Linked DNA regions of Homo sapiens: region 2 is linked to region 1. A link is an interaction called in ENCODE POLR2A ChIA-PET data of the cell type or tissue named here. Cell type or tissue: A673. All regions are shown on one strand. Links, peaks and the distances in the headings refer to the core of each region. The heading gives the core; the rest is flanking DNA.

Evidence for each region. ChIA-PET counts read pairs that join two places held together with the same protein. Peaks named below come from ENCODE experiments on the same cell type or tissue, not always from the same donor. Only the 100,000 strongest peaks of a DNase experiment are listed, where the experiment ranks them.
Region 2: POLR2A ChIA-PET joins it to region 1 with 13 read pairs; 2 of 35 experiments call an interaction of 5 or more read pairs at or near these places.

The regions. Positions count from the first base shown.
Region 1 is chr2:25,598,339-25,614,929 of GRCh38, forward strand. DTNB (dystrobrevin beta) reads right to left here. Exons shown (of 21, transcript NM_021907.5): 5 at 8,898-8,983. Among named protein-coding and RNA genes, the nearest start is that of DTNB, 67 kb to the right of the region's middle. RefSeq lists silencers at 3,509-3,558, 6,240-6,473 and an enhancer at 4,039-4,088. In A673, for the core only: a CTCF peak has its summit at 8,731 (motif pointing right); no DNase peak of the experiment used is centred there.
Region 2 is chr2:26,338,914-26,355,504 of GRCh38, forward strand. SELENOI (selenoprotein I) reads left to right here and starts at 7,230. Exons shown (of 10, transcript NM_033505.4): 1 at 7,230-7,376. The coding sequence starts at 7,320. ADGRF3 (adhesion G protein-coupled receptor F3) reads right to left here and starts at 7,876. Exons shown (of 14, transcript NM_001321971.2): 1 at 7,208-7,876. The coding sequence starts at 7,321. RefSeq lists enhancers at 6,695-6,834, 7,155-7,922, 8,035-8,134 and silencers at 7,045-7,274, 7,325-7,384, 7,445-7,494. In A673, for the core only: no CTCF peak of the experiment used is centred there; no DNase peak of the experiment used is centred there; H3K4me3 peaks cover 495 bases.

The sequences.
Region 1 (16,591 bases), core at 7,694-10,193:
AGATGAACATGAAGTTACCATACTGGCCCTGGACTACCCACCTCTGGACTTCTTTTATGTGAGAGAAAATTAAACCTCAACTTTGTTTACGATACTGTTATTCCGGGTTTTTGCTCTCATGCAACAAACTCTAACACTAAGCATTACTCTACTATTACAGCTTAGAAAGGTTAACTTGCTTAAGGTCAAAAAGTTCAGAGGCCAAATCAAGTTTAAAACCACACCTATCTGACTCCAAAATAAATACCATTACACCACACTCCTTCAAAATATAATTTAGAATAGATACAAAAACACATAAGCAGGAATTGTCAAGTTCTAAAATAAAGACATTTGGAAGCTAGGCCTTGAAAGAGAGGATCTGGAATGATGGGGTCAAAACAGGTTGAGGATAGGGACTGGGGGGCACTAAAGAAGAGTAGGATAAAAGTCTATGACAGGAGCATGCAGCCTGTATCTCTTACCGGTGATAAGCAGGAAACAGGGTATTGAAGAAAAAATTCTACAACAGCCAATTTATAGTGAGAAAAAAAGAAAAATAAAGACTGAATAGGAAGAGTATTTCTGTTATAAAAGAAAACGATGAAAGAGGGAAGCAATCTGGATTTAGCTTAAAAACTTTTAAGTAGAGATCAAATTTTTAGAAAGCTAGGTTTCAAGGCAATTAGACTGTTAATGACCGGCACACAATGAATAAAAGAAAAAGAATGGAATTGGAGACACCAGCTAGGAAACCTTGTAAACAATGCACAAAGGAGGTTGTGGGGGAGCCTGGATTACAGCAGTGACAGTGTGTGCGGGGACAGGGGAGGCCAAGTCCAAGGCATTTCAATGCAAGGAACTGCAGTTGATGGCAAACTAGATTACGGAATAAAGGAAGTTTAAAAGTTAGGATTATTTTAAGTTTCTAGTTTGGGGAAATGATGACAAATCCTGATTGACATAAGCAAATCAAAGATAAAGATATTACACTTAGCTTTGAACATTACTGTTTGAACTAACTAGCAATTTTTTTTTTTTTTAGACGGGGTCTCACTTTGTTGCCCAGGCTGGAGTGCAGTGGTGTGATCTTGGCTCACTGCAAGCTCCACCTCCTGGGTTCACACCATTCTCCTGCCTCAGCCTCCTGAGTAGCTGGGACTACAGGCGCCCGCCACCATGCCCAGCTAATTTTTTGTATTTTTAGTAGAGACGGGGTTTCACCGTGTTAGCCAGGATGGTCTCAATCTCCTGATCTCGTGATGCACGCCTCGGCTTCCCAAAGTGCTGGGATTACAAGTGTGAGCCACAGTGTCTGGCCCAAACTAGCAAATTTTTAAGTGGAACTACCATGCAGACAGTTAGAAACAATATTTGACCACAGTTCTAGACTGCAGATAGAGAACTTTGAAAATGTTACCAATGATATGAATAAATGATGCTCTTCAAAGGAGGGAAGAACATAAATGATTTAACCTTTAAATAGCTGGCTGCTGGTCAGGCGTGGTGGCTCACACCTGTAATCCCAGAACTTTGGGAGGCCCAGGCAGAGGAGAATCGCTTGAGCCCAGGAGTTCAAGGCCAGCCTGGGCAAGATAGCAGGACCTTGTCTCTACAAAAAATAAAAAAAATTAGCTAGGCATGGTGGCAGGTGCCTGTACTCCCAGCTACTCAGGAGACTGAAGGGGGAGGACCGCTTGAGTGCAGAAGTTGGGGGCTGCAGTGAGCTCTGATCATACCACTACACTCCAGCCTGGGTAACAGAGCAAGACCCTATCTCAAAAATAAATAAATAGCTGCTAGTCTTACAAGGAGGAAAATAATCGTTCATTGAATCTGAATGAAAACAAAGGGTCAACATGGGAGGTGGCAGACACTGCCAGGTGCCTCAGTATCTTCTTCCCCTTCTCGCTCACTAGCTGAGCCCGACTGCTGGGAATGACTATGTGCCACTTAACGAATGACTTCTCAGCCTCCTTTGCACATTGCAATGCTGGAGTAGATGTCTGGAAAACCCTTTGCTTTCTTCATAGAGGCAACTCTTTCTTCCTTCTGCCTGGAGTAAGTACAGAGGCCTGGGATATGGCAAACATCTTTTGATCCTAAGGACGAAGGCCATATGGCAGAAGAAAGACGGGAAGAAGTGAAGTCTGTGAGGACAGCCATAAGTCAGGGTACCAACTTTGAACTTCTCAGCGTTTGGACTTATTTTTACATGAGAAAAATAAATCCCAATCTGCTTAAGCCACTCTCAGTCAAGTTTTCTATCGCCACTCTGTGTATTCATAACTAATTAACTAATGAGTAATTAACCTGTGGCCACTAGTGGTGGAAATATTCAGGACCAGTGACTTTAGCTTTCAAGTACATTAATATATATATGTATAGCTTCACAATCACAAAAATGTGTAGGTATACACCCACACCAACGAATCTATACCTAACTCATTCAGAGTAATAAAAAGGAGTGACTGGATAGTAAAATGACTAACCACTCCCACAAAAAAGTATTATTTCAGTTATACTTAGTTACTACGTCATATGAATAGATTCAAAGTAATACAAAATTTTTTATTCATAAGAAACTATAACAGGCCTATATTACAATAAGAGAAGTGGAAACATGTCTATTTGCTTTAATGAGACATACTGCTAGACCCCAAAACTGAAGGCACAGTGAAATAATTCATTACTTCTTGAGTTATGGGTTTAAAACAATTTTTTTGTGAATAGGCTTTTATCTCTAAGAAAAACAATTTAAAAATGATTGCTAATTCTTAAATCTTAAATGAAGTTTAACAATCAACCTAAGTTATTGTGATTTACCTATGTACATATAAAAGGATCTTATCAAAGAAGTGAATAAAATAATAAAATTTAATGAAAATATTTTAAAAATTAAACTAGTACTCTAATTAAATAAAGCCCTAAACCCTCCTGGTATTAAGGGACTAAATTACTTCCCACATCCCCAGTTAATTTCCCAAGTAATTCTCTTTCTATTTATACACCTCTGAAAGTATGCTAATTCCCTAACAGTTATTTCCAGCTAAAAAGGAAGCTTTCTCCCTTGTGAAAAACCCACAATCAAGCCCTTAAATGTACATGTGTATGCAATTTTTAAAATATTCTATAATATCTTTTGTGTAATAAGCAAAAAAATGCTAGTGAGCCACCATCATCACATATGTCTTGATTTTTTCCTGGTGATAATGACCCTAGTTTTACTGGCTGGATCTATCCATCTATTTCAACTCCCCTTTCATCCCCACATGACTAGCCACCTATTTTTTTTGCAGATGAAAGGGCTGTTTAGACTGAAGAAATGAGTCTATAAACAGAAAGCCATTTTCTTTTACATGTTTGCTTTCCCTGGCAAATGACTCTCATCGCCTGTCATCTTTCTACCAGCTCAGCAACCTAACCCACAAAACCATGCACACACATCTGTATGTTGATAAATACCTAAACACAACTAGGCCCGAGTGCATACTGTAGTTCGAAACTCATTAATATGCCACTGGCGGGGTGCGGTGGCTCATGCCTGTAATTCTAACACTTGGGGAGGCCAAGGCAGGTGGATCACCTGAGGTCAGGAGTTCAAGACCAGCCTGTCCAACATGGGGAAACCCGGCCTCTACTGAAAATACAAAAATTAGTCAGGCATGGTGGCACACGCCTGTAGTCCCAGCTACTTGGGAAGCTGAGGCAGGAGAATCACTTGAACCCGGGAGGTGGAAGCTGCGGTGAGCCGAGATCACACCACTGCACTCCAGCCTGGGCAACAGAGCAAGACTCCATCTCAAAAGAAAAAGAAAAAAGAAAAAAAAAAGAAACTTATTAATATGCCACATCATTAAGCTGCAATGAGGCTGGAGGGTGGGAGTCTGCATGCCTTGGGCTTCTGGTGTTGACTCAGCCAGGAACCACCTGAGACAAGGCTCCAGACCTCCTTTGGTTTTTGTTTTCCTTTTTCTTCTTTTTTTCCCCTTATTCATAAAATACATATTTAAGGCTTATCTTTTACTTCCTTCCATTTCTAAAACATTTTGGTTATCTGAAAAATGTAAATCTAGCCATCACTCATTTAGATTAAACAGTCACTTCCATCTACTGAGGAGAAGGGATGGTTAACAGAAACCAGTGAGGATAATTATGCAGCCATGGGTGGTTAAAAAACTACAGCAGAGGAGTCTAAAATCTGAACAGGTGAAACTGTTTAACTGTAACTTCAAAGGGAGGCCCTTCTACAGTCTGCTAATGAAACATGAAGGAAGCAAACAGTTGAAACATCAGTAGGAATAGTCAATTCTGACCAAAACAGAAAGAATCTCAGGTCATCTTTTCTCTGACTGCTGATAGTGTGGTCTATCAAAAACATGCAAAAAGATAAATAATATAAATTATTATTATAAAACCATTGTGTTAGAACCCAGAGAAAAACCCCTGTTATTATTTTGGTATATTTCTTATTTTCTATGTGCACAGCAAATTTTTGTTTAAAACTACATTACACTTATGCATTTTGATCTAAAACCTATTTTTAAAGGCATTATATTCAATCATGTGGGTGTCCCAAAATTTAACTGAGTTCTCACTTTTGGACACTAAAGATGTTTCCAGTTTTCATATAAGTGTTGCAATATACAAAAAACTTGGGGTACACTTCTGATTAATTCCTTAGGATAAACTCAAGAAGTAGACTGAGTGAATGAATATGAATCTTTTTAAAGCCTTCCTGATACATATTGTTGAACTGCCTTTCAAAATAGTAGCACCAGCTTTTTAACGAATTTTAAAATAAATTTATGAATCTTTTGCTCCTTTTAGTGCAACCAGATGCAATTTGAATAAGGAGACTAAATTTCTTCGAAAACAAATAGCAGAATTAAAGTAAATAAATTGCACAGTCAAATTAATTGATAATTAAGCATGTTTTAATACATAATGGGCTTTACAGTCTACAAATTTTGTTTCCTTGAGTTATATTTTGGGTTTCTGACATTACTGAATTTTGATTGTGCTTTTAATTAAAGTCCATATTCCGATTATAAATCATTGGTATTTAGAATCCTGATAAAAGTTACCTCCGAATCTAGGACATAGTCTCTAATGGCCACAACAATGAACCATCTCTGTAAATGAATGCTACCTGGAGACAGAAACTCTCTTAAGACAAATCTGAAAAATCTAAGAAATGTTTTAAACAGAAAGTACAAATATTTGTTCAGTCATTCAAATGCTATCTTGATACTAAAACCAAAAACCCCATGTCAAATAAAAAAGGTAGAGAGGAGAAAATCATAGGAAAAATTCTAAGAAAGTAAAAAGCAGGAAGATCAAAGCAGAAAAAAAAAAGTAGAAATGCTAAAACATTCCATAAATGAGAAAACTTAATATAACAGGAGCATTAATAGAGGTAACAACAGAGAGTCCAGTCAGTAGAAGGAGGTTGGAGCAAACAAGAAGAACCAAAACAATGGAATAATTAGGTATGAGAAAGTGAATAAACAATCAAAGATCATTTGCTGTTACAATACAGTGTTACTTCTCTCTTTTGGCTGCACAATTATTCAGCCACCTCAACTAAGTAGGACATTGCTGAGAACCAGAAAACAAGGAGGGAAAGGTTCTGAAAATAGCCAAAGCTAACAATCATACTACACAAGCTCAAGTGCTTCTCTCATAACAATCACTTTAAATCCTTATTTTAAATAGAATGCTAAGAGGTTTGGTTATTACTTCTCTGTCCGTAGCATATTAAAAGTAGTAAGTCAGAAGCAAGGAGAGATTTCCAGAGAGTGGAGCACCAAAAACACATAACATCATATTTGCCAGTGATAAAGGACATACACAAACCACTGCCGCCACCACCACCACCACCACCAACAACAACAAAAAACTCAAGAACTGAAAAAGCATAATAGTCTCAAAATAGGAGGAGTAGACAAACCAAGCTTCACAATCAGCCCTAAATCCTAAATGCATCAGAAAATGGCATCCTTAAGAGATGAAAATGTTAAAAGTATAATCAGTGAGTTCTCGTTTCTTTCTTTTCTTTTTTTTCTCTCTCTCCCTTCTTTCTCTCTCTCTCTCTCTTTCTTTTCTTGAGACAGTCTCACTCCACTACCCAGGCTGCAGTGCAGTGACATGACCATAGCTCACTGCAGCCTCGAACTTCTAGCCTCAAGTGATCCTCCTGGCTCAGCTTCCTGAGGAGCTGGGACCTCAGGTATGTACTGCCATGCCAAACTAACTTTTTAAATTACTTTTATTTTTATTTATTTATTTTTTTGAGACAGTCTCACTCCGTCGGCCAGGCTAGAGTGCAGTGGCATGCTCTTGGCTCACTACAACCTCCATCTCCTGGGCTCAAGCAATTCTGCCTCAGCCTCCCGAGTAGCTGGGATTATAGGCATGTGCCACCATGCCCAGCTAATTTTTGTATTTTTAGTAGAGACAAGGTTTCACCATGTTGGCCAGGCTGGTCTCAAACTCCTGGCCTCAGGTGATCCACCCCAACCTCCCAAAGTGCTGGGATTACAGGCGGGAGCCACTGCACCCGGCCTTAAAATTGCTTTTATAGATACACAGTCTCACTACGTTGCCCAGGCTGGTCTCAAACTCCTGGCCTCAAGTGATCCTCCCACCTCAGCCTCCCAAAGTGCTGGGATGACAGGCATGAGCCACTGCACCCAGCCAAGTTCTGTTTAAAATGGAAGGGGCAAGCCACATTTTAAAGTGTTTTCCACCTTGGAAGATTAAAAAGTAGAGATAGGCTTCCCTACCCAAGTATTTTACTTATGTTGAACATCTCAAGCCCAAGCCAAGATAATTACAGTACAACAAAAATAATGAAACAGACCTACAACTAGCAGAGAAACTATAATTTTTAGCAAGGAAAAGATAAACCACACTTGAAATCTACTTGAATCAGATAAACACAGTGATTGGTAACCCAGCACAGTCTGTATCACAGCCATCCAAACACTATTGCAATGACTTGGGGTCCTGAGCATGCTGACATGTCACCTTTGGCTTGGCCCGTGGGCTTTTGCACCACTTCAATCTTGGTCACTTCGTGTTCCTCCAAAAAGTTCAGAAGCCACATCAAAAAAACTGCTATCACCTGGATCCCTTCCAAACCGAGAACTAGAATTTGCGCCTTTTCACTAACAGTTATAACGCAGAACTGGAGTAATTTTATTATTCAATCAACAATTTACATTTGACAAAATTTTAAGTATTTACCATATGCCAGGTGAGCTGGCTCTATGTAAATATAGTAGACTTTAAAGAAATTTAAAGATTCCAGAGTCATCTAGAATACAGTTAATTTTCTGCTAATGTATTTTTCTACTACTGTATTTTTCAACCAGTCTCCCCAATATTAATAAAGATGGTATATATATTCTTTATCTGGTATCAGCATCATTAAAAATTAGACAAGACTACAACTTTTCTTTGTGTTTGATGAAATATACTTTCATACATATTATCTTCCTCAGAAAAACATATTTTTATATTTTACAAAAATATAAAAGGAATTTCAGCCCAAAGAATATTTTGGGATATACCATGTGAAAAACCTCAGAAGAATATTTAAATAAAACCATAATTCTTATTACCAAAAACATGTTCTATATTGCAGCTAACTTTGAAATGAAGATAAACTGGATAACAGTTGACCAAATACATTAAGATCTTTCTTTGGAATATCTAAATCTATATCTAATGGGCCATCTAGCTTTCCAACTTTCAGTGTCATGGTAAAGTAAGAAAAAGCACAAAAAACAAATACACCTATGAAGTAATCTTGCCGAAAAACTTGTATTAATACTTGAATCTGATCAAACCTCTGTATCTTTCAATTTAAAAAAAAAAAGGGCATGGAGGAATATTGCAAGGACTCAGTCATCCAAATCCGGGCTCACAGGGTACCACACTACCACACTACCTCATTAAGACTTCAGTCTCATCCCTTGAAAGCTGGCATCCAGTTTCCTACTCTGTGGCTACTGCTTTATGGCACTCTGAACACTGTACTGAAATTACACGTGTGTCTCCTGCTACAGCACTAGCACAGGGGAGCACAATCACATAGCTCAGAACAGGGCTCTGACATCTGAGTTAAAACCCCAGCTTTGCCCCCTTGGTTAACTCATCGATAAAATGAAGAAAATATCACCTGCTGCTCAAAGGAATTTTAAGGATTCCATGAGAAAATACATGTAAAGCACCTAGCACAATTCTTGGCATATCTTAGGGAGTTAATAACTAATAACTGAATAAATAAAAACCATAAGCAGCAAAATTAAATAGTTGTGAATTTCATCTCTTTTGATTTCATCTAATCACCTTCTTATAGTATCTAATGAATGGTAAAATGCCAAAATGACTAATGGTTAAAAAAAAATTAGCAAAGATAACAGGAATTTTTTTAAAAAAACAGGTCATCAGCTTCTAAATAACTGTGGCTGACTCTAGAGTAGTAAGGAATAATGTAATCACAGCAAACATCACCTGATGAAGAATGGAGTTATTAAGAGCTAAACCAGACCGAACTCAGTAAAAGCAATCAAATTTACTTTAACTAAAAGTTCTCAATATAATCATTTTCAAGCATAATTTTAATAATGTGGAAAACATTTCTAAAATAAGTTTTTAAATGTCAGCATTATGATTCTGAGTCTTTTCCATTTTCTCACTAAAAAGGACTAACAATAAATTAAATTAACCAACTTTTCCATCTGAACAGTAGGTGGCATAACTCACCTACTGTGAGCCAGCTGCTGCAGCGTGAGTGACATGGTAATTTTTTTAAAAGCTCAATATAACATCATTCAAAATTCTGACAATATTCATTTAAAAGTCCTAATTTGAAAATGGCATTTTTCAAATAATATGAAAATACTTACATCTCAATTTGTCCAGCATTTTTCCACCACACATGGTTGCTAACATAGCTTTAACTGAAAATACCGTCAACTTGCCTCGGCCCTCACTGCAAAATAAATTATATTAGAAATAATTGCTATCTGAAACCACAAAAGGACTCGAATGTATCACTAAATACTGAGCAACCCAGTAAGTTGATTCCTGACCTTGTCTGTTACAATTTTACCACATTTAGAAACCCTGGATTTTTTTTTTTTCATTTGTAGAATTAAGACTTCACCTATGCTAGGTGAAGAATGCTAAAGCTAGCCTGAATTTTCTGGAAGTTTTAGAAACATTCTATGTAATTTCTGTTGGCTATGTAGCAGAGGTCAAATGGATGAACCTGAAGTGAATTTCCTATTAATTAAACCCATTAAATCCACAGCTGTAGTTCTTAAGTATTCAAAACTGAGGGGCCACCTGGTTTGAATATAATTCAGAAACATAACCTTACATCAGGATATTACAACAATGGTTTCTTGTTACATACTAAACAACAGGGTGCATCTTACTATGAAGATTTTATAGTACATTCATCTTTGTTTTTACTGTAACAACCTTTATGTTACCACGTGTTTATTCTAAGAAGCTCAATCACACCTGTCTCAGATCTTCTAATACACCACTGTAAGAAAAGTGAAGAGGAAGGGATAGTAACATTAATTCTTCTTTAGGAACTGGAAAGACGAAATGTAGAAGAACATAAATGAATCACCTAAGGTAATGCTGCACACCACCAGCAGAACCAAGACAATATCACCGAGGCCCCTGACCCAAAGTGTCCACGGCTTCATTCACTCAACTATGCCCTGGTTTCACAGCAGATAAAAACTTCACTAGTTGGTTGTTAAAGTTATCACAGGTAAGCCAAGAATGTGCTTTTTGTGTTAATTTTTAAAAGCTTGTGTTCACAATGTTTCATTGTAACTTAGAGTAAAACACTTTTGCAATAATGAGAGCTATACCTTCTTTGTTTAGAAAAAGAATGTATCATCCTATTTATATCCACAATGGTTCTAATACAGTGTTTCCCATTTTCCACACTGTCTTTATATACAGAAAGATCACACCTGAAAAAAGGCAAATAGCCTATACGCTAGAAAATTATCTGTGAAAACACCACCAGGAAATATCAATATTTGTTACAGTTGAGCTTTTAACTATAACATCTCCTTGAGTTTATTCATAAAACAAAATAGGAATGACTGCAACTAGCTAAAATTAGAATGGGGTTTTTAAAATATATTGTTCTTCAGAAATAAAGATACAGCTCCATGTACAAAGCAATATGGCACCCATAAATAAGGCATATTCCTGCATCAAATATCTACTGCATTATGTAAGAAAAGCTAGTGGTTATAAGATAGATCATTAGGTTAAAAGGAATGGGTTTCTAAGACTGATACAGAGCTTTTACAGTGGACTTTCTTTTTTGACACCAAGCACTTGAAAGCTGAGTCTACATTTAAGCACACCCTACCTTATGGGACAAGTAGACTTTCCACTACTAAAGTACAAAGAAGGAAAAAAAAACATATATTTGCTTTCTCATCTTTCTCTGAAACTAGGATAGGGGCACATAACAGAGCTCCACCAATAAAATGCACTATGCTAGATTTCAAGGGGGTAAATATTAACTTGGAGAAGCAGGAACTCCAGAAGAATCCACCTAGTGGGGATGGCAGCAGTAGGGGCAGCTACATTCAGTGTTCTGGGGCAGCAGAGATAATGATTCTTGGGGCAGCACCCAGAGCCCAGCATCAGTGGTGTTTGGAGCACAAGCAGCAAGGTCTGTGGCCAGAGAGGTGTCTTCATGAGAGTTCTGTGCAATCATTTTGCACTATGTTCCTAGCAGTGTAGTTTTCAAGCCTACTTTCCCAACCTACTTACAGAATCTGTGGGTCACCCTTTTAATTAATTAGCCAGAGATGGTATCTATTACTTACAACTAAGAACTCTGATGGATACAGCTTCTAACCTGAAGTAAAGTGGCCCACAAAGATGAAGCAACAAAAGAAACTATTGCTGAAGTCCAGAGTGGGATTAAGAATGCCTGATGGGCCGGGTACAGTGGCTCACGCCTGTAATCCCAGCACTTTGGGAGGCCGAGGCAGGCAGATCACCTGAGGTCGGGAGTTCAAGACCAGCCTGACCAACATGAAGAAACTCCGTCTCTACTAAAAATACAAAATTAGCCAGGTGTGGTGGCGCATGCCTGTAATCCCAGCTACTCAGAAGGCTGAGGCAGGAAAATTGCTTGAACCCAGGAGGCGGAGGTTGCAGTGAGCTGAGATAGCATCATCTCTTGTTGCCTGGGCAACAAGAGCGAAACTCTTTCAAAAAAAAAAAAAAAACTTGTTATATATGTTGCTATGCATAAACATTTCCATAATAGAATGTACACACACACACACACACACACACACACACACACACACACACACACACACAAAATTAAAAATACCAAGGCTTAGGCCCAACCCTTAGAGATCCTAATTATTTGGCCTAGGGTGGGGCGTTGACACTGGTAATTCTTAGGAGTTCCCCAAGTGATTCAAAACAGCCAGAATTGAGAACCACTGACCCAAAACAAATCAACTTTATAAAAAGAAAAGAAAAAAAGACACAAGAGAAAAAGGGAAGCTGCATTCACATACACAAAATAGACATGGAAGAAATACAAATGACTATTAAGTGCATGAAAAGACACTGACCTTAATTAATAATAAAAGGAACAGAAATCTCAAAAATAATGAGATAAATTTTGTAGATGTCATAAGTTACTGTTTCCAAAGACTGTCCTCAGTCTAAGCAGTGTGAAGTCTGACTTAGGTGAACTATATTTTTTTTGTTGTTGTCTTGTTTTGTTTTGAGACAGGGTCTCCCTCTGTCGCCCAGGCTGAAATACAGTGGCGTGATCACAGCACACTGCAGCCTCAACCTCCTGGGCTCAAACAATCCTCCCACCTTCGCCTCCTGAGTAGCTGGGACCACAGGCACATGCCACCACACCTGGCTTGAAAGATTTTTAAAGAAATAGTTTAGCTACACTTCCTTTTATTTTGTAATGTAATATTTATCACTTTCATAATTGATTACTTTTTAAATGATCACTTTAAAGAGAGAGAGAGTATATGTGCCAGGAAAAAGTAAGTAATCTCTCTGGTTTTATATAATTTTAAGCTCTAACCATGATCAACGATTATGCCTTTAGTTAATTCTGTATGGTATCCTTTTTAACTTTTCATTAAAGTATAATGAACCTATAGAAAAGTGCATAATTCATGAATGAACTTTCACAAAATGTTCCCTCATGAACATTTAAAGTTCACTGAATGAACTTTCACAAAATAAATACCCAGGTAACTAACCAGCACTCAGGTCAAAAGACAGAACATTACTAGCACCCAGAAGCACCTCTTTCCTAAACCCACTTCCCACCGTGGTAACTTCTATCCTTTTTTTTTTTTGAGACAGAATCTCTCTCTGTTGCCCAGGCTGGAGTGCAGTGGTGTGATCTTGGCTCACTGTAACTTCCACCTCTTGGGTTCAAGTGATTCTCGTGCCTTAGCCTCCCGAGTAGCTGGGATTACAGGTGCACACCACCATGCCCAGATAATCTTTTTATTTTTAGTAGATACAGGGTTTCACGATGTTGGCCAGGCTGGTTTAGAACTCCTGACTTCAGGTGATCCACCCACCTCGGCCTCCCAAAGTGCTGGGATTGCAGGCGTGAGCCACTGCACCCAGCCCAGTAACATCTATCCTGACTTCTAGTATCATAGGTCAGATTTGGCAGCAATTGAACTTCATACAAATGGAATCTTACAGTATGCACTCTTTTGTGTCTGGCTTCTTTCACTCAACAAAATATCTACAAGATTTTTTATGTTGTTACATATATTAGTTCATCCTGCTATGCAGCATTCTGTTGTATGAATATACTGCATTTTATCCATTCTCTTACTGAGGGATATTTTCAAACTCTATATTTTAAACTATTCGATGAGCAGGACAAACAAAACATGAGTCACTGCCTATACTATAGGTACAAATAAATACTTGTTGACTTATTGATATTCCTTACTAAAAGAAAGAAAAAAAAGCTGCTTGTGGGTAAAAGTGAAACCAGTGGCACAAGAACTGATAACATTCTAAGGATTATATACAATCAGCCCTCAGTATTCATGGGCAATTGTTTCCAGGACCCCTGCAGATACCAAAATCCACGGATATTCAAGTCCCCTCTAGAGTTGGCCCTCCATATCCATGGGTGTCTGAATCCACACATGGGAATCTGCAGATACAGAGGGCCAAGGGTACTGGCAATGCTGAGGAGTTTGAAAATAATCTAGAGGGAAAAGCACAGCACCTTGGAAATGCCTTCAAGAAGAAGTCCGTCCTTAGGATCCTATCGACTTCTAAAGTGATTATATCTGGGAACTGTGGCGCATGCCTGTAGTACCAGCTACTCAGGAGGCTGAAGCAGGAGGATCACTTAAGTCCAGGGGTTTGGGACCAGCCTGGGCAATACAGTCAGACCTCATCTCTAAATAGAAAAATAATACACTAAAATAAAGTGATTAATGTTGGTCTAATACTTAATAAAGGAATTATTAAGAAAATAAGTCTGAATATCCCTGGAGTTATTTGGATAGACCAAGCAGAAGAATTAATGTAATTCTTTCTTTCTCTCTATACCAAGTAGGCCCTTTATCAAGAGACAGCACATTATCTAAACACAGAAAAAGGAGAGAAATAAAGGGGGTAGAAAACTGTTCCATTCTTTTCACATGGAATTTACACACTCGAGAAGCCTAAAATGATGTTTTTGAATGTGCATATTCATAGTCATTTTTTGCAGCATGTTTCTAATGGCAAAAGACTGGAAATAACCAAAATGTCCATTAATAGTGAAGACTGCTATCACAAAAAGAATAAGAAATTATATATGAAAGACAGAATCATATGCAAGGCAGACTAAGGGGAAAAAAGCAAGGTATAGAACAAAATAATTGTTAGAAGGTTATCTAACAACTATGTTAAAAAAGAGAGAGAAAAATAATATATTTGTTTGCATATGTATAAACTATATGTGACAGGATATTGAGAAAATAACAACACTGGTTGCCGCCAGGGTGGGAAGAAGACAGCCTAGAGAGAGGAATGAAATGGTGGGTAATTTCACATTGTAAGTATTAAAAATGCTTATACTAGAAAAGAAGAAGGTTCTCAAATCTAACCCTCCAACTTAAGACACTAGAAAAAGAACAGAAAATTAAACTCAAAACAAGAAAAAGGTGAAAAATACTATAAATAAGAGCAGAAATTAATGATGCTGAAAACAGAAAAATAGAGAAAAATATCAATAAAACCAAAAGCTGCTTCTTTGAATGGATCAATAACAATAGAAATCTCTTGCCAGACTGACTAAGAAAAAAAAGAAGACACAAATTACCAATATTAAGAGGGGATATCACCACAGGTTCTACAGACATTGCAGAAATAATAAAGATTATTTAAAAACCTTTATGTCCATGAATTCAACAACTTGAATGAACTAGATATATACAGACTACTCCTTGAAAAACACAAACCACCAAAGCTCACTCAAGAGAAACAGATAAACTGAATAGACCCATATCCATTACAAATTGAATCTACATTTTAAAGTCTTCCAAAAAAGAAAGCTCCTCATTCTGAAGGCTGTACTGGAGATCTCTAAACATTTAAAGAAGAAAAACTGCATTTCTACTCACTCTTCCAGGTAATAAAAAAAGGGAAGAAACACTTCCCAACTCTTTTTATAAGGTCAGTATTATTCTTTTTTTAATAATTTCAACTTTTATTTTATTCATTTATTTATTTATTTGTAGAGACAGGGCCCCATAATGTTGCCCAGGCTGGTCTCGAACTCCTAAACTCAAGTGGTCCTCCTGCTCTAGCCTCCCAAAGTGCTTGGATTACAGGCATGAGCCACTATGCCCAGACCAATTTTTATTTTAGATTGAGGGAATACACGTGCAGGTTTATTACATGCGTATATTGCGTGATGCTGAGGTTTGGGGTATGAATAATCCTATCACCCAGGTAGTGAGCACAGTACTCAACAGTTAGTTTTTCAACCCTTGCCCCCTCCCTCTGTCCCCACTCTAGCAGTCCCCTGTGTCTACTGTTCCCATGTTTATGTCCATGAGTACCCTATGTTTAGCTCCCACTTATAAATGAGAACATGTCGGTATTTGGTTTTCTGTTCCTGCATTAATTTGTTTAGGATAAGGGTAAGGCCAGCATTATTCTGACACTAAAAACAAAGACATTACAATAAAAGACAACAAGTCAGTATCTCTAATGAACATAGTTACAAAAATCTTGAACAAAATGAGCAAATCAAATGTAGGAAAAAAAAAAAAAGGGACAGGCCGGGTGCAGTGGCTCACGCCTGTAATCGCAACACGTTGGGAGGCCAAGGTGGGCGGATCATGAGGTCAGGCGTTTGAGACTATCCTGGCCAACATGGTGAAACCTTGTCTCTACTAAAAATACAAAAATTAGCCGGGCGTGGTGGCGCTCACCAGTAATCCCGGCTACTCAGGAGGCTGAGGCAGGAGAATTGCTTGAACCCAGGAAGTGGAGGTTGCAGTGAGCTGAGATCATGCCACTGCACTCCAGCCTGGGCGACACAGCAAGACTCCGTCTCTAAATAAATAAATAAATAAGGACAAAAATCACAACCCAGGGAGCTTTATCCCAAGAATATAAGGCTATTTTGACATATGAAAACCAATCAATATAATTCACTATCTCAACAGACCAAAAAGAGAGAAAGGCGATACGACCATTTGAATAGATGCAGAGATGACAAAATTCAACATCAATTCCTGACACTCTCAGAAAACTCAGGAAAAAAAGAGAATTTCTTCCATGTGACAATGGGCATCTTTAAAAATAATCATGGTGACCATCATACTCAGTGAAGAAAGACTGAGTGCTTGTCCCCTAAGATTAAGAACAAATCAAGAGGACTGCTCCCACCACTCCTTGTCAACCTCACACTGCAGAACCCAGCTGGTGAAATAAGACAAGAAAAATAAACAAAAAACACATTAGAAGTAAAGAAATAAAACTGTGTCCATTCCAGGCAATATGATCATATGTAGAAAGCTATAGAACTACTAACAACACTATAATAAGTGAGTTTAACAACATTGCAGAATGTAAGGTCAACATAAAAAATTCAATTTTATTTCTCTAAACTAGCAGAAGACTATTGGAAATACAACAGCAACAAAAATATAAATAATTAAATAATATTTTTTAAAAGCATGTTCAAGATCTGTATGCTGAAAACTACAAAATACAAATGAAAGAAATCAAAAAAGATTTAGAGAGATATACTATGTTCATAAAATGGAAGGTTCAGTGTAATTTAAATGCCAATTTTCTCTAAACTGCTCAGAATCCCGTTGCGATTCAATGCAATCCTCTAAGGAGATGGAGGCGGGGAAAAACAAAACAAAACAAAACTGTTTTTCCTACTCTCTTACACAGCAATTCACTCTGACACCAGATGCCTCGGGAGTTATTTCCCCACACACCAAGCAAGCAATTCTCCAGCAGATAACAGCTGGATGTCTATAATCTGATTCAAGTCCGACACCATTTACCTGGA
Region 2 (16,591 bases), core at 9,113-11,612, 740 kb after region 1:
GATCACAAAGTCAGGAGATCAAGACCATCCTGGCCAACATGGTGAAATCCTGTCTCTACTAAAAATACAAAAATTGGTGGTGTGCACCTGTAGTCACAGGCTGAAGCAGAACAATTGCTTGAACCCAGGAGGCGGAGGTTGCAGTGAGCCAAGATTGCGCCACTGCACTCCAGCCTGGGCAACAGAGTAAGACTCCGTCACAAAAAAAAAAAAAAAAAAAAAAAGCAAAGCAAAGAAAAGAAAGAAAATGAAGTTGTTACTTTTGTAACTGGGTCCCTTAACTTCAAAATGCATTTTAAGGGCTGAGCATGGTGGCTCATGCCTGTAATCCCAGCACTTTGGGAGGCCGAGGTGGGTGGATCACTTGAGGTCAGGAGTTCGAGACCAGCTTGGTCAACATGGTGAAACCCCACCTCTACTAAAAATACCAAAAAATTAGCTGGGCGTGGTGGCGCATCTGTAATCCCAGCTACATGAGAGGCTGAGGCTTGAGAATCGCTTGATCCCGGGAGGCAGAGGTTGCAGTGAGCTAAGATCGTGCCACTGCACTCCAGCCTGGGTGACAGAGTGAGAATCTGACTCAAACAAACAAACCAACAAAACAAAACAAAACAACACACCCCCAAAACTGCATTTTAATGTATATTTTTTTCTTTCCTCTTGGGTTTTAAGACGTAATTTTGAAGCAAACTGCAGAAGCCTTTTCCCTTAGCCTTGATATAGACTCCATGGTCCCTCTGTTTCTCATGGTATATACTCCCTTCACATTTATCTAACTGCATGCTAGTATCTAATTATACGCCTTCTTAGAAGTTCCGGGGGCTAATCTTGAGATAGGCAGACCAAGCCTGGAGACCCAACTGCAAAATTCCAGAGACGAATTCAAGGCAGCTAGTTAACAACCTGGCCATTGTTGAGATGACATCAGCCCGCATTCCAGGTGGATTAGGACCCAAGAGAGCCACCAGAACAAGACCCACATTGTACTCAGCACAATTCTCACATGCCTTCCTTATCAAGTTTTCCCGTTTTAAACCTCTGCTTTCCCTTCAAAAATTGAAACGATTCCTTTGGATAGAAATCTGGCCACTTTCCCTTTACCAGTTTTGGTTAATCAAATCATTTTCTTTCTACCAGACTTCGCTCTTGTTAGACTCTGCAAGCAGTGAGCATCCCGACCTGTGTTCAATTGCAATTTTACATATTGTTTCCTATTTGTATATCTTGTTTTCTAGACTTATAGACAACAGTGTCTGATTTAAAAAAAAATAGAGCCAGCTTCCATTAGAGTTCTGGTCAAACAGGCCACATAGCCTTAGTTATACATGTCAAGGAAAAAGTGAAAGTCTTAGGTAGTAGAGCTCTATGTTGGCCACTGTTGCCTTAACCCCAGTATTTCCAGAATTCCTATAGGAAAAATGAATTATATGAATTATAACAATGTTCTTTACTCTCTTGTTCCACTTAGGATTTTTTTTTTCTCCTAGTGACTTTCTCTTTCACCAAAACCGAATGACCATTGATCCAATAATCTCAAAGTTTCATGAAGGTGAAAATAATCCTCATTCAAAAATGAAGGCCCTTGCACAGCTGTGTGTTCAAACTGAAATTAAAAAAGAACAGTGGTTACATTTGGTTGCATCTGCATACCTGACATTAGATGAGATTAACATTGCCAAACAAAAATAAAGAGAAAGGATCGCAGAGGTGATGCCCCTACGGCTACTCATCTGAATGATTTGTTCTCTCTTTACCTACAGTTCTGCTTCCGTTTTAGTGGAGTAATAAAGGGGAGGAGGATGTGTGTGTGGGAGAGGTATTAATTCTTCCTCCATTCATAGAATACAGATGCTGGTTCACTACCAGAACTTCAAGAATGATGAAAATAAGACTTTGCCCAGTGTAAAACTTTGCCTGCAATCAGTTTTTAAAATAATGCTTCTTTTATTTAACAGACATGCTCATGAGTAATGGTTATAACAAAGAAACAATCACTTGCCTTCAAAAAAAAAAGAATGGCAAATATGTAGATGGTCTAAATTACTAGACCTGTGATTTTACTCTTGCCTCATATCACACTGGGTCCCTCTGAATGTTTAAACTGTCTCTAGACTTCGAATGACTACTGACACTACTGGTTTGGTAGGTTAAGACCACAAAAATGGCCATAAAACCACTGAGAAGACCGGGCAAGGTGGCTCACGCCTGTAATCCCAGCACTTTGTGTGGCCAAGGTGGGTGGATCACCTGAGGTCAGGAGTTTGAGACCAGCCTGGCCAACATAGTGAAACCCCATCTCTACTAAAAATACAAAAATTAGCCAGGCATGGTGGCGGGCGCCTGTAGTCCCAGCTACTCAGAGTCTGAGGCAGGAGAATCGCTTGAACCCAGGAGGCAGAGGTTGCGGTTAGCCAAGATCGCGCCACTGCACTCCAGCCTGGGCAACAGAATGAGGCTCCATCTTGAGAAACAAACAAACACCACTGAGAAGCTAGTTGAGAATAAGTCACAAAATAGCAGAGACACCATCCTCCCCCAGCAACATAGGAAGTAGGAGGTATTAGCTTACGCTGAATCTCATTATATTGCGTAGACTTTTTCTGTGACAAAAATATGACTGATGACCCACTCATACAGTTCCCTTTACATTCTTACCTAAGAGGATTATGATTGAAAAATGTAAAATATAGCAAAAAACAGGCAAACAAAACCCCACTTGAGAAGATTTACTATAATAACTGGGGAGTTCCTTTTTGTTTTTTTTGGTAGAGACAGGGTCTCCCTATGTTGCCCAGGCTGGTCTTGAATTCCTGGGCTCAAGGGACCCTCCTTTCTCAGCCTTTCAGCATGCTGGAATTTGATTAAAAACTGACTTGTGAGCTGGGCGCGGTGGCTCACACCTGTAATCCCAGCGCTTTGGGAGGCTGAGGCGGGCAGATCACGAGGTCAGGAGATCGAGACCATCCTGGCCAACACGGTGAAACCCCGTCTCTACTAAAAATACAAAAAATTAGCCGGGCATGGTGGCAGGTGCCTGTAGTCCCAGCTACTTGGGAGGCTGAGGCAGGAGAATGGCGTGAACCCGGGAGGCGGAGATTGCAGTGAGCTGATATTGCGCCACTGCACTCCAGCCTAGGCGACAGAGCAAGACTCCATCTCAAAAAAAAAACAACTGACTTGTGATTTTTTTTTTTTAATATCTTACCATCAACTTGTAGAAGCATAGTGTAGTGGAAAATTATTCAACTAAAAGTCTGATGACCTGTGTTCCTCTTTCCTGGGTGACTTTTGGTAAGATATATTACTATTCTATTGTTCCACTCTATACAATTGGAACAGCCATCAGGCCCATGGCTCAGGATTGTTAGTCATGTGAAACTGCTTTGAGAACCAGAGTTTATGTGTATAAGGCATTCATTTTTATTTTAAAATGAGAACTAAATCAATACCTTTTTACAAACTTCTTTGGAAGACCCTGCCCATTTTTATGGCTTCAGTAACTTATATTGGAGTTATTAACTACATTAGTCCTTAATTAACCTCCAATATTTTTTGGCTGTCTCCATTTATCTGATACACTCTTATTCAGACTAAATAAAACAGGCACTCCAGGAACTTAAAACACTTTATTTTGGTTATATTATAAAAATAAAAATATTGTTTCTAGCACGAATTGATATTTTCTATGATTATTATTCTGGAAGGCAAAATGCCTGATCTTGAGTGTACAAGATGTAGAAGAAATAAACTTCAATGGATGAAGAGGCAGACATGGGAAACAAAGCAATAATAAACTACACTCAGGAATGTGGCGTGTAGAGCACAGATGGGAATAACAAGGCCAATCTAAAGCAGTCCGGGGCAGCTGGGCTGCCTTAGGGAAAAATGCCTCCTGGAATAAAATTTGGGAACGAGGAAACAGAAAGGTGACTTAGTTCCAAAGGCAAATTTGTTTCCATGACATTTTTCTCTTCCCACGTGACCATGCCTGCCGGGTTTAGGATTCACAGAATTCTGCGAAAATACAGTCATGCATCACTTAATGACAGGATATGCTCTGATAGTAAATACAAAAGCCAGTAAGACAGTTAGTTATTATCAAGTATTCAGTAGTGTACATAATTATATGTGCTATACTTTTAGATGACTGGCAGCGCGGTAGGTTTGTTTACACTAGCATTACCACGAACGTGAGTAATGCCTTGTGTTACAACATTTTGACAGCTAGGATGTCACTAGATGACAGAAATTTTTCAGCTCCACTATAATCTTAAGGGACCACATGTGGTCCCTCATTGACGGAAACATGGTTATATGGAGCATGACTAATATCTTAAATTTGTATGAATTTAATTGAACAGACTGGGGCCATATCATTGTAGGTAAGACAAGATTTCCCAGATGAGATGACTTAATCTCAGAGAAGTTATATGATATACAGTTTCACTGAATTTCAGAGATGAATAGGATCGTAGTACCTAATAGGTTCTAATGGATCGAATTAGATCTTAGGATCAAATGATCTTTTTTTTTTTTATTTTTTTGAGACAGAGCCTCGCTGTGTCACCCAGACTGGAGTGCAGTGGCGCGATCTCGGCTCACTGCAAGCTCCGCCTCCCGGGTTCACACCATTCTCCTGCCTCAGCCTTCCGAGTAGCTGGGACTACAGGTACCCGCCACCACGCCCGGCTAATTTTGTTTTTATATTTTTAGTAGAGACGGGGTTTCACCGTGTTAGCCAGGATGGTCTCGATCTCCTGACCTCGTGATCCGCCCGACTCGGCCTTCCAAAGTGCTGGGATTATAGGCGTGAGCCACGGCGCCCGGCCCAAATACCCTCTTTTTGAAAAAGAGTACTGGGGCTAAGTGAAGTAAGTTGTCTGAGATTACACAGCCAGTAACATGTCAAAGTATAAACCAATTTCTGGGTTATGCTTCAGCTTATAAATTATCAGATGAATTTATAATTGATTCAAACTTGTTACAACCTTATGCAGAGAAGCAGCAAATTGTAACTGCTTTCACAAAATTAAAAGTTACTGTTTTAAAAAGTGCTTTTAAAGAAAATATCAGAGGTAGAAAACAATTTTAAGAATCAATCATGTCATTTTGAGTTTGCTTATATCTGAACTGATAAACAATAAGTGCAGTTTATAAACTATTATTAGCTTGCACTGAAGTCACATTTTATGGCTTTCCACAATTAACTAAGTTTTACAAGTATGAAGGGTTTTTTTGGTTTTGTTTTTGAGACGGAGTCTTGCTCTGTCGCCCAGGCTGGAGCGCAGTGACACAATCTCGGTTCACCGTAACCCCACCTCCCAGGCTCAAGCGATTCTCCTGCCTCAATAACCTGAGTAGCTGGGACTACAGGCGCGTGCCACCACACCCGGTTAGTTTTTGTATTTTTAGTTGAGACGAGGTTTCACCATATTGTCCAGGCTGGTCTCAAACTCCTGATCGCAAGTAATCCCTCCACCTCAGGCTCCCAAAGTGTAGGGATTACAAGCGTGAGCCACCGCGCCTGGCCGAGACTCTCATTTCTAATGTTCTTCTCAAAACTGGTACTTCACAGCATATCAAAGAGATCTTTGCTCATTCATTCAATAAAATACGTTGATCATGTATTATTTGCAAGCCCCCTGGGTTATGGAACATGGGGAAAATTAAGATGTATAAGATGCAAATACTGCCCTCGAGGGCAAGTGTGATAAAGGACACTGAAGTTTATTGGTTGGCGGGCGCCCATTCTTCAAAAAATGCAAAAAATTTAGCCGGGTGTGGTGGTGTGCGCCTGTAGTTCTAGCTACTTGGGAGACGGAAGCAAGATCACCTGAGCCAGGGGAGGTCGAGGCTGCAGTGAGCCGTGATCACGTCACTGCATTCCAGCCTGGGTGAGTCAGTCCCTGTCTCAGGGGGCGGGGAGAAGCTTATTATCTACCATATACCAGGTATAAGATTATCTATTACTTTCTAAGAATCATGCTTTAGGAGGGGAGATTAGACATGTAGTAATAATACTGTGTTTGGCATATCTCGGGTCCCCAATAAATAGTTGTTAAACGAATGAACATAAAAGTATCTCAAAATAATCGCCCTTATTTCAGAGACCCAGAGAGACTGAAAGGCTCCCTGAAGTAGTGGTTTCCCATAACACAGAACTCATTTCATGTTGGGTCGATCATTTCCGAGCTTCGTAACTAAGTGACTCTGGGCAGGCTGCCTAATCTGAAAAAGGGGATAATGCCTTTCACTTCAGTGTTGTTATGGGGTTGATAATGTATGTGAAGTTCTCCCCACAGAAGGCGCTCAATAAAAAGCAGCAACTATTATAAAATTTTATTAGTAGATACTCACTAGCCATTGATCTAGTGTTTTTTGTTTGTTTGTTTGTTTTACAATTAACTGGGCTCCAGTTATGTAAAACACCTCTTGCAAACGCATTTAAGGACTCGTCGAGACTGAGAGATCACTGCTTTTATCTGGTCGGGAGACACCAGCAATCTTAATTTGGAACGGTTTGATAGAGCGGAGTGCGATGAGGCGGTCCAAGGTTCCTAAGCAACATAGACCTGAGGGGCTTGTCTCCAATGTCCTTTCACCTGTCTTTCAAGTCCCTCTGCTGACCGCACAAAGACTCCCGTGGCCCCGGCAGCAGCTCGGCCTTCTCTACATCTAACCACGTTTACTAAATTTCTACGGCACGCAGCGCACCGCACCAGGAGCTGGGAGCGGCTCGCGGTACAGACCTCCTTCCTCTTTTACTTCGCTGCAGCGGGAGAACTAAGTCCTCTTACCTGAGGCACTGCTGAACTGGTTCGCAAGCAGTCACTCTACCCCCAAGACTAAAACGGTATACCCCAGATCACCACGCAAGTGCGGATACCACAGAAATCCCACCTTCCCCCGGGACCGGGAGCAAAGCCCGCTGGGAAATTGACCTTTCACCCCCTCTCTTGCCTTACCTCAGCTCACCAATTTTGACGCTAGCAAATGAAGCGACGAAGAGAGCTGGAAGGCGGGACTTAGTGTTGCCTGATCCACGCCGATTGGACAACAGCAGTGTCGGGGGACGGGCCGCTCGAGCGGGCTAGCAACCCCCCCTCGATGGGCGGGGAGAAGCGTGGGCTGCGCTTGCGCACTGAGAGGCGGCCGAAGGGGCCGAGGCGGCTACGCGTGCGCGGTGGGCGGAGCGCGGCTCTCCTACCTTCTCGGGCAGCCCAGTCTTTGCCATCCTTGCCCAGCCGGTGTGGTGCTTGTGTGTCACAGCCTTGTAGCCGGGAGTCGCTGCCGAGTGGGCGCTCAGTTTTCGGGTCGTCATGGCTGGCTACGAATACGTGAGCCCGGAGCAGCTGGCTGGCTTTGATAAGTACAAGGTACCGCGGGCCGGCGGATGCCCCTCTCCCTGCTCCCGGCCTCGCCCAGGCGGCTGAGGGGCCCGCGCGGCGCGGTCCGTGTCACCTTGTGCCGCGTGGCTCCGGGCGGGCTGGCGGGCGTTCCTCCGGAGGTCCTGCGGGTCCTGGGGATTGGGGGTCGGGGAGCGTGGGAGCATCCTAAGCCCGCCGCCCGTAGTCGGCACCCCCCGGGAGATTTCCTTTTCCTTAGGAGAGCGCTCAGTGATCATGGAGCGAGGGAATTCCCTTCCTATTTTTTTTAAACTTATTATTTTCGTAAGCCCCCGAAAGGATGGAGTTCCTTCTGTTGTGTCAATCGCCTTCATTTTAGTGAAGTTTCCACTCGCCTGTCATGCATACAACTTCGGAGGAGGAGATGATCGTTTGGCAGATGAGGCCCGGGAGGGGAGCGACTTGCCGATGCCATCCTGCTGATGTCTCCACTTCTGCTCCCGGCAGGGACTTCCTAAGCGGCAGCTTGTGGCGCTAGGGCCACCAGATGAAAGGGAGGTGCACAGGAAGGAGCTGTGGAGTGGAAAGAGCGCGGGCTTTCGAGCACATACAAACCTGATTACAAAAGTCAGATTTCTTTATTTCGTCTTGGGCACGTCATTTTAACCCCGCTCAGCCTCTCTTTTGTGTATGAAACTGAAAGTAATAGCTTCTGCTGTGCAAAATGATTAGAGGAATTTGTGAAGCGCTTGGCAACATACTAGGACCCCAGTAAATAAATGCGGGTGGTTAACTTTCCTCCAAATCTGGTTCCCATCCGCAGTTCCTTTACCAATGAATGACTCTAACCATCCAGTCGACCAAGCCTGAAATATGGGCTTTAACCCTTCATCCTTGTTGTTACCCGTTCATCTTCACATCTTAGCTTAAATATTGCTTCCTCAAAGAAGCCCTCCCTACGTGCCCCTTTCCCCCTTAAATGTGCGCTCTGTTCGTTTATGGAATTGCTGCTTTAGCGTGTCTCGCCATTAGAATATAATGCCCAACTCATTAGAGTTTTCTTGTGGACCATCATGGCTTAAGCACAGTGCTATGTGCATACTAGGCACCCAGTAAGCATTTGTGGAATGAATGAATAACTGAAAAAGTCATAATGGATTTTGTTTAACTCGAGTTAAAAAAAAAAAAAGCAAGGGTCCTTAGAAGGTCACATAGCATGTTTCTCTGCTTTCAAGCCGTATTGTGCCATACCATTCTGAACCGAGGTGATGACTTGTCTTAACATTTTAAGTGGAAAGAGGGTCCAGAGCCTTCTTGGTAACTCGGGCCAGTGCTTTTCAACTTTCATTTTAGAAGGCTGTTAACCCAGATACCTCCTGTTTTGCCTTAAGCTCTACTCCCCTTTTGTTGTCTGTTCTGCAGGGTAAATATTGACATATAAAACATTTTCTTCCTTACTAGGGTCTGACTTTCTAAGTGCCAATAAAATAGCTATTTCAATGGGAGCAGTGTTTATAATAGGAAATCTCCTTTTTCTTATAAAGAATCTTCCCTAGATTTATATTTTCAACTAAATAAGTGTCTTAATTTACTAGAAGTTTCGTGTAATTTTCTGTTCTGATCTTTCCCCCTTTTTTATTATATAAGTTCCTGTATCTGACAGCAGATGACTTCCTATCATCCTGGAAAACAAAGGTCGATTTAGCAAGCGTCCAATGTTCACTAAAATAGTTTGTTGATATCATTTTAGTTATAATGAGGCTTCCTTGGGGAAAAAAAAGCACACATTTATAACCTAAATATTCTTCTATTGCAATTACTCAATACTGCATTTATATTAAAATTATGAATCCAGTGGTATCCAAAGGAAAAATCCATGGGATCAGTTTTGCTTGAACACAAATCTCACAGATCTTTTTTTCTTATCGTTGCGTTCCCCTTATGTTGTCTTCAGATAGTAAGCGCTTTATAAATGCTTATTTTAAAAAGTCTTTTTTCCCCATAAATGGGTAAAGATTGAAAACACTCAAAAGATATTTTGTATTCCCTCATGTGATGCTTTATAAGAGGGATGTAAAGAAGAACTGACACTACAAAAGCAGTTGGTGGAAAAATTACTTTTGAAGTAGTTTAATTTATCTTCCCTAGAGGTATATCTGAGAGCTACAGTTGGAAACCTGACAGATATACAGAATAACTGCTGAAAGGGGTGCACACGGGGAGTGGAAATTAGGTTTCTGAAGCAGGAAACTATAAGACAATTGATTTTTGGTATGGAAGAGCGTGGGATGGATTCTGTGTTATGTATTGACACTTGCATTCGCTATTGTGTTACTTAACGCAATTGTATTAAACAGTTAGTTGACTATTAGTTGAATGTCTACTTTCTCTTTTAGGACGTGAGCTTTAAGAGGGCAGGCCCTATGGCTGACTTTTTTTTTTTTTTCTTTAATAACATGACTGAGGTCTAGCACAGTACCATGAACAGAGTAAGTGCTAAACAAATATTGAAGGAATGAGAATGTAAAAGAATCAACCATTTTGGAAGTATGGTTAAAAAAAAAAAAGGAGCTCTATGTCTGGATATTGAAAGGGTGCTTTTGTATTTTAAATGTGAAGATATCAGGTTTAACTGCCATTGTTCTCTGTTGCTTATTAACTAAGGTAACTTCAGAGAATTATACTGAAGGATTTCAGCCTTATTTTTGCCTCTACCCATCCTTTGTTTTGGACAGGCTTTTTTTTTTTTTTTTTTTTTTTTTTTTTTTTTTTGGAGATGGAGGTTTGCTCTTGTTGCCCAGGCTGGAGTGCAATGGCGCGATCTCAGCTCACTGAAACCTCCGCCTCCTGCGTTCAAGCGATTCTCCTGTCTCAGCCTCCCGAGTAGCTGGGATTACAGGCATGCACCACCTCACCTGGCTAACTTTGTATTTTTAGTAGCGGTGCATTTCTCCATGTTGGTCAGGCTGGTCTCGAACTCCCAACCTCAGGTGATCCGCCCTGGCCTCCCAGAGTGCTGAGATTACAGGCATGAGCCACCACACTTGTCTTTTTTTTTTTTTTTGAGATGGAGTTTTGCTTTTGTCGCCCAGGCTGGAGTGCAGTGGCGCGATCTCAGCTCACTGCAGCCTCCGCCTCCCGGGTTCAAGCAGTTCTCCTGCCTCAGCCTCCTGAGTAGCTGGGATTACAGGCGCCTGCCACCATGCCCGGCTAATTTTTGTATTTTTCTTTGAGACAGGGTTTCACATGTTGGCCAGGCTGGTCTCGAACTCCTGACCTCAGGTGATCCACCCACCTCGGCCTCCCAAAGTGTTGGGATTAAAGGCGTGAGCCACCGTGCCCAGCCCTTGGACAGGTCTTTATAGTTGAGGGATTTTTCCCCACTTATCTAAGGGTGAAACTGCAAGTTGGTTTTTTTTTTTTTTTTTTTGTCCTGGTTTGCTCATCATTTGGGAAGGCAAAGTTTTAATTGATAGTGTAGCAGCTACTTTGAAATTGTATCATTTTGCCTAAGGGAGGAAATATTCTGTGAAATATCTTGTTTGGTTGGTTCGAGAAAGTTATTTGTCTGGGCACAGTGGCTCATGCCTGTAATCCCAACACTTCCGGAGGCTGAGGTGGGAGGATGGCTTGAGGATAGAAGTTGGGCAACATAGTGAGACCTCATCTCCACAAAAAAAAAAAAAAAAAAAAAAAAAAATTAGCCAGGCATGGTAGCACGTGCCTATGGTCCTAGCTACTTGGGAGGCTGAAGTGGGAGGATCAGTTGAGTCTGGAAGTTGAGCTGCAGTGAGCTATGATTGTGCCACTGTTTTGCAGCCTGAGCAACAGAGAAAGACCCTGACTCAAAAAAAAAAAGTGTGTGTGTATAAATATATATATAGTTTCATGATGAACTGGTTTTTGATATTATGGTAATTAATTAACTTGGCTCTCAACAACAGCCTGATTATAGGAATCATGATAATTGTGAATTTATTAGTATTACAATTAGAGGTGGTAAAGAGAGATTGTGTTTGCATCTTAATGGTAATACTAAAGAACCAGAATCTGGCCTTTAACCTTACTAGTTCCTGAAAATTTCATAAAAAATTATTTTCATTCTTATCTTTTTTTAGAGACAGGGTCTTGCTTTGTCGCCCAGGCTGGAGTGCAGTGGTGCGATCATAGCTTACTGCAGCCTTGAATTCCTCAGGTGATCTTCCTCCCTTGGCCTCACAAAGTGCTGGGATTATAGGCAGGGGCCACCGTGCCTGGCCATCATACAGTTTGATTTTGTTTATTCAACAAGCATTTATTGAGGGTCTACTCAGTGTCAGGCATAGCATTTGGGCTGCAAAATTAAGCTAAGTTGAAATTCTTGTCTTCAAATAACTCAGTTTGGTGGCATGTGAACATGTAAATGAACAGTTATAAAAAGTTAATAAGTCCAGTTAGGCAAGTGCTGGCTGCTATGGAAGAGGAGAGGAGGCAGCTTCCAGGGAGTGGGAGCTAGAGTTGAGAAAGCCTTCAGGGGATGGAGGTGAAGGCAAAGCTCAGTCTAGAAAGATGAATATGTATATTTATATTATATAGAGAGAAGGAGAGAGAGAGAGATGCTGCTCCATTTATGATGGGTTTCTGTTCCTGATAGACCTATTGTAGTCAAAAATACATTTAATACACTTAACCTACTGAACATCATAGCTTAGCCTAGCCTACCTTAAATGTGCTCAGAACACTTAGATTAATTCGCCTGTACTTGAGCAAAATCATCTGGCAGTGCAGTAGAGAATTGGTTGTTCACTGTTTGTTTGTTTTTTTTTTTTTTTTTTTTTGAGACGGAGTCTCGTTTTGTTGCCCAGGCTGGAGTGCAGAGGTACAATCTCGGCTCACTGCCACCTCCACCTCCTGGGTTCAAGCAATTCTCGTGCCTCAGCCTCCCGAGTGTCTAGGATTACAGGCACGCACCACCACACCCGGCTAATTTTTGTATTTTTAGTAGAGACAGGTTTCGCCATGTTGGCCAGGGTGGTCTTGAACTTCGGACCTCAGGTGATCCGCCTGCCTTGGCCTCCCAAAGTGCTGGGATTACAGGCATGAGCCACTACACCTGGCCTGTTCACCCTTGTGATTGCATTACTGACTAGGAGCTGTGGCTCGCTGTGCTGCCCAGAATTTTGAGAGAATATCATAGCACTTTCTACCGAATGCGTGTTGCCTTTGCACCATCGTAAAGTTGAAAAATTACGAGTGAAACTGTCATAAATCAGACTGTACTACCAGGTTAAGAGGGGAGAAAGGCATTATGGAACAAGAGAGCAATGGAGTGTAAAGTGATGAAGGCCTCGGTATTTTCTGGGAACCACAAGAAGTTAGATAAGGTCTTTAGACATAATGGTGGAGTGGCAGGAGATGAGACTGGAGAGGGAGGTGGGGTGCTGTCAGAGGGGAATGATTTGATGTAAAGGACTTCTGGATTTGATCCTGTAGATCACTGTGTGGTTCAAGGACTGTTGGCATCAGAATCACTTCGGGAGGGTCTTTAGCAAATTCCTGGCTCTCTTTGGGAGATACAGATTGGATAGATTGCGGTTATTTCCATCTTTAACAAATACCTCAGGCCAGGTGCAGTGCCTTAGGCCTTAATTCCAGCACTTTGGGAGGCCAAAGCAAGTGGATTGCTTGAGCCCAGTAGTTTGAGACCAGCTGGGACAATATGGTGAAACCCAGTTTCACCAAAAATACAAAAATTAGCCGGGTGTTATGGCGCATACCTGTGTCCCAGCTACTCTGGAGGCTGAGGTGGGAGGATTGCTGAAGCCTGGGAAGTCAAGGCTGCAGTGAGCTGAGATCACGCCACTGCACTCTGGTCTAGGTGACAGAGTGAGACCCTGTCTCAGAGAAGAAAAAAAAGCCAAATATCTTAAGTGGTTCTTAGGCACATTATAGTGCTATAGGTTTTGGGGAGCCACTGTTTAAAATTGAAATCTAGACAGGATCACATTTCAATTTTAGGAAGCTCACTCTGGCAGCGTGTAGAAGATGGAGAGAGATAGAGGTGCTCTGGAGGCCTTTTAGGATGCTTCTGCATAAAACTAAGTTAAGAAATGTCAAAGGCCTGAACTAAGGGGTGGGGATAAAAAGGAAGGAGTGGGGATTCTAAAGATAGACGTCAAAACAGGTTGACCTGCACACTGAATTTAGCCAACAGTTATGTTTAATTTGGCCCACACTTGCTTTCTTTCAAAAATTAGTATCTCTAGCCGGGTGCGGTGGCTCACGCCTGTAATCTCAGTTACTTTGGGAGGCCGAGGCAGGTGGATCACGAGGTCAGGAGTTCGAGACCACCCTGGCCAAGATGGTGAAACCCTGTCTCTACTAAAAATACAAAAATTAGCTGGGCATGGTGGTGTGTGCCTGTAATCCCAACTACTTGGGAGGCTGAGGCAGGAGAATCGCTTGAATCTGGGAGGTGGAGGTTGCAGTGAGCCAAGATCGTGCCACTGCACTCCAGCATGGGAGACAGAGCGAGACTTCATCTCAATAATAATAAAAAAAATTAGTGTCTTTCTCATAAAAGTCCAGATTTCTGGATTCTCTTGAAAAAAAAAAAAAAAACCAGAATATTGGACTATACTGGCCCTGAACTTCCTCTTGACAAGAATCAGCTGATGCTGAATAGTGCTTGCCCTCTTTTTATTTGCTCTCTAATTTGCCACTTCTCTACCAATGCATATGCTTTATGCAGGAATGCTTTGTTCAGTTTACCTGCTAGATCCCTGTGATCCTTGATTTGAAGATACAAGATTGGCAGAACATGGTGACTGACTAGCTGGAGGTGGTGTAGAGGGCCACATAAAAGACGGGGAGGAGTCTAGGATGACTCAGGTTCTGGTAGGATGACTGGGTGGATAGAAGTGGTAGTCACTGAGGCAGGGTTTTATGAAACAGCATACTGTTTTATATATATAATTTTTTAAAAAAATACAATAGTGTTTTGCACAGGTCACTTCTCTTGGATGGGACCACATGAAAGTGTGGCTTATGGACTTGGAATTAAAACAAAGAAAACTTGTAAAGAAATCTCATTTGTGAATGAGTTGTCCTCTATTAGAGGACATTTCTGTAAAAATTTCAAAGATACGAACACTTTTCCTTTTAGAGCCTCAATAGAACATGAGAAATTCTTGATATTTTGATTTTCATTTATTATGACTACAAGCTGACTACAATACAATATGTTAATTATGGCATTGCCTGGATCCATTACAGTTAATTGAAGCATAACTTATCTTTAATTGTACCTTTGTCACCTTGACTAGATTTGGGGAACTGCCCTCTGTTCCCTGTAAGTACATTAATAAGGCTTGAAATGTATTCTAGTTGTCTTAGATAGTGATTTATATATGTCTGGCAGAAAGAATTATTTCTGCAGTTGGCAGAGACAAGAAGGATGGGTGGAAAACTGCAGAAGGGGAGAGATTTAGTGGTAAGAAGATGGCTACTACATTTTTAGGTGCTATTTGGAGGAAACATCTTGAATTGGATCTTTTACTGCCTTCTGAAATAACAGTTCACTGATGATGGCTTGTTTCTCTAACTGCTGTAGTGCTTAAATATTAAGAAATTCTTTGCTAAATAAGAGTTTGCCTACTGCATACGGGAAACTCGGGGAAAGGTGTGCCATTCAAAGACACCCGTGGGAACCAAGGCACAGAGACTGGAAAGACCCTGGTATGTTAGAAGCACAAGGAAGTGGCGGGTGTGTAAGTGACCAGGCCGAGCCTTGGGAGCTCAGTGAGGGAAAGCATTATCATCATAAATACTGAATAACAATAATAATGATAGCAAACATTTATATATTGTATACTCTGTGCCAGGCACTGCTTTAAGTGCTTTATGTGTATTATCTCATTTAATATTCACAACTGCCATCTGAGAAAGAGGTACTATTTTCCCTGTTTCACCGAGACACTGAAAATTTAAGTAATTTGCTCAGGGTCCCACAGCTCGTAAGTGGTGGAGCTGAGATTTGAACTCAGGCAATCAGTCTGGAGTCCATGTTCTTCCTGCTATTCTGCCTCTCAAAACTAAGAGTGAAATATAAACTCTGCCTTGTAGGTACTGGCTGTTTGTTTTTGTTTTTTTGTTTTGTTTTTGTTTTTTCGAGACTCTCGCTCTGTCGCCCAGGCTGGAGTGCAGTGGTGCGATCTCGGCTCACTGCAAGCTCCGCCTCCTGGGTTCACGCTATTCTCCTTCTTCAGCCTCCCGATTAGCTGGGACTACAGGCGGCCGCCACCACGCCCGGCTAATTTTTTGTTTTTTTTTTTTAGTAGAGACGGGGTTTCACCGTGTTAGCTAGGATGGTCTTGATCTCCTGACTTCATGATTCGCCCGCCTTGGCCTTCCAAAGTGCTGGGATTACAGATGTGAGCCACCGCGCCTGGCGGTACTGGCTGTTTTTGTGTAAGATATATAAACATTAGAATAAAGACCTTCAATGGCATGCTTAATTGGATGTGTATCTAATGTACGCAGATGGGGAAAATGTAGTGGAAAAAACCTGATTTTGTTTACTCTTTCCCTGGTTTAAAATTATTAGTAGGGGCAAGCGGGCCTGAATTTACTAGTCTTGCATTTAGTTGAGCATAAAGACCATTTCATTTATGATTAGCTCTATTTGAGATAAAAGGCTTTTGATTAAATAATTAGCTTTTGGACTAATATTACGTTAAAAAGTTTCCACATACCAGCTGTGTGATACTTAGCAGGTAACTTAATCTAACCAGGTTTCCTCATCTGTGAAATGGAGTAGTACCTACCCCATAGGATAATTCTGAAAACTGAATGAGTTAAAATTTATAAAGTGCCTGGCACATAGTGCTGTATAAGTGCTGAGTAAATAAATAAAACTTGACATTTGTGATTCCCTGCACAAATGAACATTGGCTAGCATATAATATATCCACACTTATACACATCCCTGGTGGTTATACCAAGAGAAACTATTTTCAGATAGGAAGTGAAGGGTGGCAACGTAATGGACAGCTGGAAAGAGTAATAAGGAGTCTGTCTAGCTTGGGTCCCCCAGATAGTCTTTGGCTTCAGATTTCTTCTGAAAAGAATAATTATATGTAATAGCACAGAGACAATAAATAATTTTTCTCAAATACTGCACCCTATTTAAGAGTCAGCAGTGGCTTCCATGTGTTTGATATCCAAATTCCTCAGCAAAGATTTCAAGTTCATTCACTAAATGACGC